2 separate regions of the Homo sapiens genome follow, and region 1 is linked to region 2. A link is a contact called in ENCODE Hi-C or POLR2A ChIA-PET data. All regions are on one chromosome and are shown on one strand. Each heading gives the region's core, a stretch centred on a gene start or an enhancer-like site at or near the end of the contact. The rest is flanking DNA. Distances are from core to core; before and after follow the strand shown.

Evidence for each region. A loop is a pair of places that touch in the nucleus more often than their neighbours do. ChIA-PET counts read pairs that join two places held with the same protein, here RNA polymerase II (POLR2A). Pooled maps may share reads with other maps.
Region 1: a map of heart right ventricle shows a loop between it and region 2 (3-fold over the local background). The contact joins two enhancer-like sites. A Hi-C loop is called at or near these places in 12 of 168 maps with a recorded cell type or tissue (CD8-positive, alpha-beta T cell, PC-3, Right ventricle myocardium inferior and 5 more) and 7 of 50 pooled maps. POLR2A ChIA-PET finds 5 or more read pairs at or near these places in 1 of 52 experiments (BJ).

The regions. Positions count from the first base shown.
Region 1 is chr14:32,450,684-32,455,971 of GRCh38, forward strand. The region is part of intron 2 of AKAP6 (A-kinase anchoring protein 6); the gene reads left to right. Among named protein-coding and RNA genes, the nearest start is that of AKAP6, 120 kb to the left of the region's middle. Within about 2 kb of position 3,713, at least 2 of the 41 ENCODE cell types and tissues checked have a DNase peak (open chromatin) inside an H3K27ac peak, as active enhancers do.
Region 2 is chr14:32,413,023-32,417,993 of GRCh38, forward strand. The region is part of intron 1 of AKAP6 (A-kinase anchoring protein 6); the gene reads left to right. Among named protein-coding and RNA genes, the nearest start is that of AKAP6, 86 kb to the left of the region's middle. Within about 2 kb of position 1,414, at least 2 of the 41 ENCODE cell types and tissues checked have a DNase peak (open chromatin) inside an H3K27ac peak, as active enhancers do.

The DNA.
Region 1 (5,288 bases), core at 2,463-4,962, 40 kb after region 2:
AGAGTAACAGATTTGGATGTATTAAGAGATTTATACTGCAAGTTTGCTCCTTGCTTCAATATCTTTTCTTGAGGTTTCTTTTTTTCCTTCTAAAAAGTAGAAGGAGGGAGGAATCGAATTAATTGAGGGCCTTGGTTAGTTATAGTTTTACTGTTAAGAATGCTACAATTTGGGCCAATTTGGTCTTTAAGAAAGCTTCTTTAAATCCCAATATAGAAAAAATCCCTTCTATGTGAATATGTTTACTATATCATTTATAATAGTAAAATGTTGAAAATAACAAAACGAGGAAAGTGGCTTTATTATTATGTTTTATCTATCTAATATCTGGTAGTGGAAAAAATTAGTTTACTCTATTGCTTTATATTTGCAAGTGGATTGGAATTTGGAAATACTTATGAACAAACAAACATGTCTCCTACTTTGTGCAGGTCTGAAAGTCAGATTAGCCTTTAGCTAGTTTGCATGATTCATCAAGACTAAATTTTATACTGGCTGGTATACAAGAAAATAAGATATTTTGTTGCTTCAGTAATTTTGATATAATCAAAACTCATAAGAAGAAAACATGAGCTTCCTAATTACTACATATTCACTTAGTGAGTTGAATAATTTATTATCCTTTTTTAAAAAACCTGATCCTACTTTCAATGTTCCAGTTCCCATTTTCTGCTTCCTTCCATTTATTTTTCTTTCTGGCCTGTTCTGCAGAGTTTGCACAAAAGATATAGCTTTATTTGTATACAGCTATTTATTTCCTAGTATGTGGACTAGTATCTAGGAAACTTGCCAAATTAGCATAGTTATGCCAAAGTACAGAAACTATGTGTATAAAATGTGCACTTGGGCCTAATATTGCAGGCATTGCAGCTTTTTAGATAAAGCTGTCGTTGACTAATTTATTTCTGTATCTTCTAGTTGTCTCCTAGACACAAGTTGGTTGTTTTTGTTGTTGTTTAAACAAAACATTTAATATTTTTTATTATAAAATAACACATAAAATATCTATGTTGACTGCATTGCCCAATATGGTAGCCACTAGTTACATGTGGCTATTTAAATTTAAATAAATTATAATGAAATAAAACTGAAAAAAATGCAATTTCTTAGTCACACTAGCCACCTTTTAATAGTAGTTAGTGGCAACTGTACTGGACAGCAAAGATTTCCAAATTGTATAGAATTCTATTGGATAGTGCTGATTGATGTCTTAACCCTACTTCCTCCACCCCTTTTCTCCAAATCAAAGGTAAGTTGTGGCCATATTTCTACTTTACCAACTATAACTCTATGCTATCATTTTTCTTTTTCTTTTTCTTTTCTTTACATTTTTTTTTTTTTTTTTTTTTTTTTTTTGAGACATGGTATTGCTCTGTTGCCCAGGCTGGAGTCCAGTGGTGCAATCACGGCTCACTGCAGCCTTCACCTCTGGGGCTCCAGCAATCCTCCCACCTCAGCTTCCTAGCTGGGACTACAAGCATGCACCACCACACCCAGGTCACCATGCTTGGCTAATTTTTCTATATGTTTTGTAGAGATGGGCTTTTGCCTTGTTGCCCAGGCTGGTCTCAAACTCCTGAGCTCAAGCAATCTGCCGACCTTGGCCTCCTAAAGTGCTGGGATTACAGGTGTGGGCCACCATGCCCAGCCTATGCTATAATTTTTAACGCTGCATATTAATCCACTGCCTGGCTGTGTTTTAATATATTTTCCTAGTCTCCTATTCATGGATATATAGGTTGCTTCTGTTTTTTCCCTATTATAAAAAGTGTGGTGATTATTTTCTTTGAGAATACATCTTTGTATACTTGTCTAAAATATTTAAAATTGGAATTGCTTAGTCAGACTGGGCACAGAGGCTTATACCTGTAATTCCAGCACTTGGGGAGGCTGGTGAGGGAGAATTGCTTGAGGCCAGGAGTTTGTGACCAGCCTGGGCAAAATAGGGAGACCCTGTTTCTACAGAAAAAAAAAGAAGGAAAAGGAATTGCTTGGTCAAAGGCTATGCATGTTTTACATTTTAGTACATGTTGTTGAACTGTGCTCCAGAGACCATATTAATAAACAATTCCTTGGTTGATTGTGAATATTCTTATGTACTGGGGCAAGTGACTGAAATTCTCTAAGTCTCATTTAATTTTTCTGTTCAAAATAGGAATAATAGTATCTACCATTTACCTTACTAGGTAGCTGTGAGATACAAATTAAATAATACATGTAAATACTTTTAAAAAATGAAAGTGCTACTGTCACGTATAGTATTCATACTATGAAGCCATCCGTTGTTGGAAGGATGAAAGTCAGAGACCCTGAATCCTCTGTGATCTTAGTTTAACACTCAAAATAAGGAATGGTGGTAACATGAGCTTTAAAGACTTCCTCATGGGAAAGAGAATCCTAGCTTCAGAAACATAATTTATTATTGTAGACATAAGCACACCAATATGAATGTAGGATTTTCCATTCAAGGACATTTAGAGAAGTGGGATAATTTTTGTTTTAATCTGAGAATTGGGTAACATATCATCCAGCTCCACTCCTCATTCTACAGATGAGAAAGCAGAGGCCCCGAGAAGTTGAATTCTCATGTTCAAACTGCTGACATGTGGCAGAATCTAGGTTAGACCTCAGCCCTCTGACCCTCTATCCAGCGTCCTTTCCTCTATATCCCACAGCTCTAATGATATAGTCACGAGGTGGCGGGATTTTTTCTCTATCCCTCAGATGAAAATTAAGCCAGTGTTGTAATCTAGTTTGATAACTATTAGTTATCTAGAAGTGTATTCTTAAAATCAATGCCTGTATAGGCTTACTGGGCTATTTGAAAGTCAGGCTACTAAATTCTTATTAGCCACTTGAAATTCCTGTGGAGATAATAGAATTTTTCTTTTCTTTTTTTTTTTTTTTTTTTTTTTTTTTTTTTTTTTTTTTGAGACGGAGTCTCGTTCTGTCGCCCAGGCGGGAGTGCAGTGGCGCGATCTCCGCTCACTGCAAGCTCCGCCTCCCGGGTTCACGCCATTCTCCTGCCTCAGCCTCCCGAGTAGCTGGGACTACAGGCGCCCGCCACTGCGCCCGGCTAATTTTTTTGTATTTTTAGTAGAGACGGGGTTTCACCGTGGTCTCGATCTCCTGACCTCATGATCCGCCCGCCTCGGCCTCCCAAAGTGCTGGGATTACAGGCGTGAGCCACTGCGCCCGGCCGAATTTTTCAAACTGACTCTTTAAGCCAAATTAGAAATAAAATCTTTTTCTCATGAATGGCATCCAAGTTAGACAGCATTCCTTAGAAGTGAATTATTTGGTAAAGCTCTCAGAGTCTGTCTGTCTTTGGCTCATCTCTGAACTTTAGTTCATTTCATTTTATGACTTTACATGAAGAAACCATGAGTACGGATGGCCTCAAGTTATGCAGGAGATTTCAGTCAGCCTGCAAAACAAACCAGATGGCCAAGTCCTCTCAGAACTGTCTGAACATGTCTCAAAGTCCATTCCCTGAATCTATCCCCAGGTACCTTCCTCAGGATCTCTCTTTTCACTGGCATTTTAAAAAATATATCTGATAGAAGCTAGCAATAAATAACTAAGAGAAATTGAGATTGATGGCCCTTTTATTTCTTTGCATCTAGGTCTTGTATGAAGCAGCAGAGCTTTTATATTTAGAAAGGGAACACCCCCTTCAGCGAGTCATGTGCTAGAACACAACCGATGAGAATGCTTGTCCTTCTATAGCAAGGCTCGCAAGGTTTCTGGGCAGAGCTCAGCTTCTCATGTGGCCATGCCTGACTCCCGTGCCACAAGGCTTTACATGCAAAGCAGTAGTTGGTCTTGCACTTGCTAATGTTTTCAACTATGAAACAGTAGAAAATGAGGTCACATGAGGCAAGGACTAATGCTGGAGCAGACCAGCAGGAAGATAAATTACAGTGAAAACTTGACCTTCCTTCCTTCCTTCCCTCCCTCCCTCCTTCCCTCTCTCCTTCCCTCCTTCCCTCCTTCCCTCCTTCCCTCCCTCCCTCCCTCCCTCCTTCCCTCCTTCTCTCCTTCCCTCCTTCCCTCCCTCCCTCCTTCCCTCCCTCCCTCCCTCCTTCCCTCCTTCCCTCCCTCCCTCCTTCCCTCCCTCCCTCCCTCCCTCCCTCCTTCCCTCCTTCTCTCCTTCCCTCCCTCCCTCCTTCCCTCCCTCCCTCCCTCCCTCCCTCCTTCCCTCCCTCCTTCCCTCCTTCTCTCCTTCCCTCCTTCTCTCCTTCCCTGCTTTCTCTCTTCCTCTCTTCCTCTGTTTCTCCCTTTCTCCCTTTCTTCCTTTCATTCTGGGTCTTGCTTTTTCACCCAGACCAGAATGTGGTAGCATGACCATGGCTCATTGCAGCTTCAACCTCCTGGGCTCAAGCTATCCTCCCACCTCAGCCTCCTGAGTAGCTGGGACTACAGGTGTGGGCCACCACACCCAGCTATTTTTGTTTCAATTAAAAAACAATTTTTTTTTTTAGAGATGGGCCTCACTATGTTGCCCAGGCTGGTCTCAAGCAATCCTTCCACCTTGGCCTCCCAAAGTGCTGGGATTACAAGTGTGAGCCACCATGCCTGGCCAAAAACTTGATTTGTATGTGATATGAAAATATGCAGATAATACACATATTTAGGTCTTTAAAGAGTTTTGCTTTTTAAATTTCAGATTTCTCTTTTGCTATATATAAATAGGCATATAATTTTAGATTTGAAATGAGTAAGATTATTTTCCCCAATGTAAGTGCTTCTTTATGTTAAATTGTTTTCTTTCTTTTATTCATTTAAAAATTGGGTTGTCTATTTTTCTTGAACATGCAGCAATTAGATAGTGTGATGATTTGGATGTGAGAATTATCCATTGGAATACTGTCTCAGTGTATTTGCCAAATTGTCATCAAGCATAATTTACTCAAAATCCTGAGATTCTTCCTTGAAAATTAATTTGAAAATAAATTTGCTTGCCCTCTCCTCTTTTGAAGCAAAATTGGTTCACTTTAAAATTTTCTTTTGTGATGTTGTTGCTAGGGGAACAATATGGTAAACCTTGTAATCTCTGTCCTCTTTATTTTCTTTAGATCTACTCTGATCTGTTTTTATCAGTTCTGTCCTATTTTAAAATTATATAACACTTGTAACCTGCCCCCAACCTACTTTGGAAGTACTGAAGTATAAATCCTAAACAAATGACTGAATTTACTGACTATGCATCTGCCTAGATAAATGGGTTGGGGGTAAAGGTGATTCACCAAAGAAGGACATTCTGGAGTGGCTGCTTTGATTAGAAG
Region 2 (4,971 bases), core at 164-2,663:
GCTATCCAGAGGTCCTTAAGAGTGGAGATACTGTTTTAAAAATGCCTTTCTTTTTAACAGTATGTTATCTTTATCACCAAAAGATGTTATGTAAGAATAGCATCAGAAAGGTCAGGGATGGTCTTAGGGACAAAAAGAAAGTATTTATTGAAATTTTTTTTTTTTTTTTTTTTTTTTTAGATGGGGTCTTGCTTTGTTGCCCAGGCTGGAGTTCAGTGGTGGGATCATGATTCACTGCAGCCTTGACCTCTCAAGATCCAAGTGATCCTCCCACCTCAGCCTCCTGAGTAGCTGGGACCACAAGCATGTGCCACCACACCTGGCTATTTTTTAAAATTGTTTGTAGCAATGGGTCTCATTCTGTTGCCCAGGCTGCTCTCAAACTCCTGGGCTCAAGTGATCTCCTGCCTTTGTCTTCCAAAGCGCTGGGGTTATAGGCACGAGCCACTGTGCCTTGCCAAAAACCATTCTTAAATCCTTGTGATATACAGCCATAGAAGGAGGAACCTCACAGTTACTGAATCACAAATTTCTCCCTTGCTTCCTGGGCCAATTCCTCCCCAAAACCTAACTCAAAATAAAGTGCCCTGCCATTGTGATTTCTGCTAAATTCTCCATAGCTCTTAGCATAATGTCTTGAGGACAGAAGGAGCTCTTTGAGCATTTCTTCATTGATTGATGGATGAATCCAAGTTGCAAGAAACATCATTGGATGTCTCTGTCTCTATGGAGCATATCCTCCTTGTCACAGTTTGAAGTTTGCCTTTATTAATTTTATCACAGGCAGGAGGGAGGATGAGCCCAAAGCAGAGACAGACTTAAATTGTCAGGCTTCTGTACAGGATCAAAGGTAAAAGCTATACACTGAGTACAAAAGAGTCCAGTGTCAGAAGGTAGTCAGGAATTTGGCTAGCCAGAATCTAGAATGCCAGAAATAGAATCCCAGCCTGAAACTTAGAGAATGTTGAAAGGGACATAAGCTTATTAAAAACAGAATGGGAGATTGAGTTGAAATTAGATGGTAAATAAAATGAGAAACCAGCACAACCTTCAGTATTTTCTCCTTTACATACTGGTAGCTTGAGGTCGAGTAAGCCTGGCCATGAAGTGGGGACTGCTGAGGTCAAAGGTTTCAGAGACAGTATAAGAAAGGCCTCTTGCTTTTGATTTCATAAGGTCTAGAATCACACTGTATTTGAATACAATGAATACTTGAAGTTTTTTAGAGCAGTGTTCCCCAAAGTGTATACCAGGGAGTGCTGGTTCTGTTAATAAAGAAATGTATGTTTGGAAAAGACTGAATTACAGAAAAATGACAAGTTTCTGAAGACTCCTTGGAACTAATGTGAGCTGCATATCTCTCTTAAGGGCTGTGTAAGCAGGATTTCCTGGATGTATCAACCTCCAAACATTTTCTTAAAGTACTTTGCAGAACCGGTATTACATGACCCATGTTTCAGGAAATGATGCTCTGAATATTATTTATATTTATGTCAGAATTGTGTTAGGATATACTGTTCCCGCTGGTCATCGGAGCTCACCTTATGAAATTTTACAGCTGAATGAATTGGTCTTTTTGTTTGCATTTGAATGGGAAACAGCTGACTTGAAGTAGCTCTACTCGAATGGGTATTTTCATTTTGAACATATATGTATATAATTAACATTTTTTTGTCCTTATGTAGGCAGTGTTTATTAAGATGACACAAAGCATTGAGGAAAAATTTGAAGCCCTTTCACTTTATAGCCAAGTTTAAAAGAGAATGATCAAACCTAAACTTTTGGGCAATTCAGCCTCTATTTAGCTTTGCCCTAGCCACTGAATGACCTTGAATAACTCACCAGGCTAATGCACTCACTGAATTTAGCTTGCCTTTGTTCCAATAACTAAATTTGGATGCCTGTTTCGCTTTAAGCACAAGTAATTACATTATGTATTTTTAACCCACCAATTAGTTTTGCATAGAGCTAATGGATCTGATTATAACCTAAGAAAGAGATTTTGGCTATTTTTCTCCTTAAATATTTCATGGACAGAGACATAACTGGCAATACTGATGGAAAAGAAGTAGAAGACAAGAAGAGTGGGCTAAATCAGCACGATTTACAAATTCTTTGGGAGATATTGCATTACACTGGTACATAAGTCTCTCTTTAAGCCAATGGATGATGTCATCCTACAGTGCTATTGTAAGCAGTCACACGTGTGTCTTAAGGTTTGTATATGTGTGCCTACACCAGTGCCTTAACTGAGCAGATACTCAATCAGTATTTGGGAATTATCTTTGTTATCTTAAGACTTTCATTACTTTTATTTTTAGGTTGTATCCGGAATTGTTTTTTAATTAAAATTAATTCATGTATTAACTTGAGACTTTAAGTTAACTTAGTTTATATGTTTTAGATCTACAGATACTTTTATCTATCCATACTTACATTGCTAACAACATTTCTTTTCTATTTCTCAGTGCTTTTCTCTTCTACTTTTAAAAAATTGTGGTAAAATGCATATAACATAAAATTTATTACCTTAGCCATGTTGAAGTGTACAGTTCAAAGGTATTAACTACATTCATCGTATCGTGCAGCCATCACCACCATTTATCTTCATGGCTTGTTTCATCTTATAAAACTGAAAGTCTATACCATTAAACAATAACTCCCCATTTCATTCTTCCCTTAGCCCCTGGAAACCACAATTTTACTGTCTGTCTCTATGATTTAGACTACTCTAAGTACCTCATATCAGTGGAATCATATAGTATTTATCTTTTTGTGACCATCTTATTTAATTTAGCATAATGTCCTCAAGGTTCATCCATGTTATAGACTATATCAGATTTTCCTTCCTTTTTAAGGCTGAATAATATTCTGTCGTATGTATATACCAGATTTTGCTTATCTGTTTTGCCATTCATCTGTTGATGGATACTTGGGTTGCTTTCATTTTTTTAGCTATTGTGAATAATGCTGCTTATGAAGATGGGGGTACAAATATCTCTTTAAGACCCTGCTTTCAATCAATTTGGGCATATACCCAAAGGGGAATTGCTAGCCCATATGGTAATTGTATTTTTAATTGTTTGAGGAACTGCCATACTGTTTTCTAAAGTAGCTGTACCATTTTACATTCCCACCAACAATGCACAAAGGTTCCAATTTCTCCACATTCTTATCAACACTAATTATTTTCTGTTTGTGTGTTTTTGATAGTACCCATACCAGTCAGTATGAGGCAATACCTTGTAGTTTTGATTTTCATTCTTCCCTAATAAGTGATGTTGAGCATCTTTTTATGTGCTTATTGGGCATTTGTACATCTTCTTTGAAGAAATGTTTATTTGCCCATTTTTGAATTGGGCCTTTTGTTGTTATTGAGTGTTGGGAGTTTTTGATATATTCTTGATATTCATCCCTTATCAGATATATGCAAATATTCTTTCCCATTCTACAGGCTGTCTTTTTATTTTGTTGATATGGTCTTTTGATGCACAAAATTTTAAAACTTTCATAAAGTCCAATTTGTCTATTTATTCTTTTTCCTTTTTTGAGATGGAATCTCTTTTCTGTCGCCCAGGCTGGAGTGCAGTGATGCAATCTTGGCTCACTGCAACCTCTGCCTCCCGGGTTCAAGTGATTCTCCTGCCTCAGCCTCTCGAGTAGCTGAGATTACAGGTGCCCACCACCATGCCTGGCTAATTTTTGTATTTTTAGTAGAGATGGGGTTTCACCATGTTGGCCAGGCTGGACTCCAACTCCTGACCTCAAATGATCTGCCCGCCTCAGTCTCACAAAGTGTATTTTTTCTTGATTACTTCTTTCTGTTTTGTTTTAAGACAGAGTCTTGCTGTCACCCAGGCTGGTGTTCTGGACTGTGGTGTGATCTTGGCTCACTGCAACTTCCGCCTCCTGGGTTCAACCGACTCTCATGCCTCAGCATCTCGAGTAACTGGGATTAAAGGCATGTGCCACTGCAACCAGATAATTTTTTGTATTTTTAGTAGAGGTGGAGTTTGACTGTGTTTGCTAGGCTGGTCTCGAGCTCCTGTTTTCAAATGATCTGCCCGCCTCACCTCCCAAAGTGCTGGGATTACCTTGATTACTTTTTGAATAATAAAAAACGATATTATTTAGTTCAAGTGACTGCTTCACAGTCTGAATCCAAGATGCTATTTTTAAAAGTTCTGTCCTCATAAAGAGAAATATTCTAAATCTTGTAGTAACCTTGCCTGAACACAGAGATCCTGTTATAAGCCTTGTTATATTTAAATATATATAAATCTTGTCATATTTTAACAGGGTTAAATATAAATCTTGTTATGCGATCCCTATGAAACGATAGGCAGATACTTTAAAAAAATATACATATAGACTGAGAATCTCAGTTTAAAAGTACAGAGACTTCTTTGGGTTCAAGATCAGTTTTTCTCCACGTATTTCTCTGTAAAATTCAGTTGAGGAGTAAATACACAAGGAAGCTGCCAGTTCTTTCTTTCCTGGACTTGAAATTTCTGGAGGGTGGAGGGACAAAAAATGTTGACTTGCTTGTTAGCCAGAGCTCAGCAAGGGAGTACTAAACAAAGTGAGAGGCTCAATAAATACCTTTTATTCTGCTTAACTGTAGTGTAAAAACTGTCAGGCCGATATACTCCTCTGCCTTCTTATAAATCTAAGTTTTTCTTTAAAATTTTTATGTTATTTTGCACATTTGACACAGAGAAAAGTCATATTCTTCAGGCTTTTTTTTGTATTTTAAAAAATTAAAAGAATAAATAAAACTCTTACCTTATAGACTCCAGTTTAATTGAATGCAATCCCAACTGCTCTTATTTAAAACTGGTCAGCTGAATGTTAATGAAATATTCTAGATTATTCATTTTCAGGCATGTGAAGTATCATTTCTTGTTTAGGAAACTCAGTCAGAGGACCTCGAGTATCCAAATCAGTGTCTGAATCATACGGAACTATTAA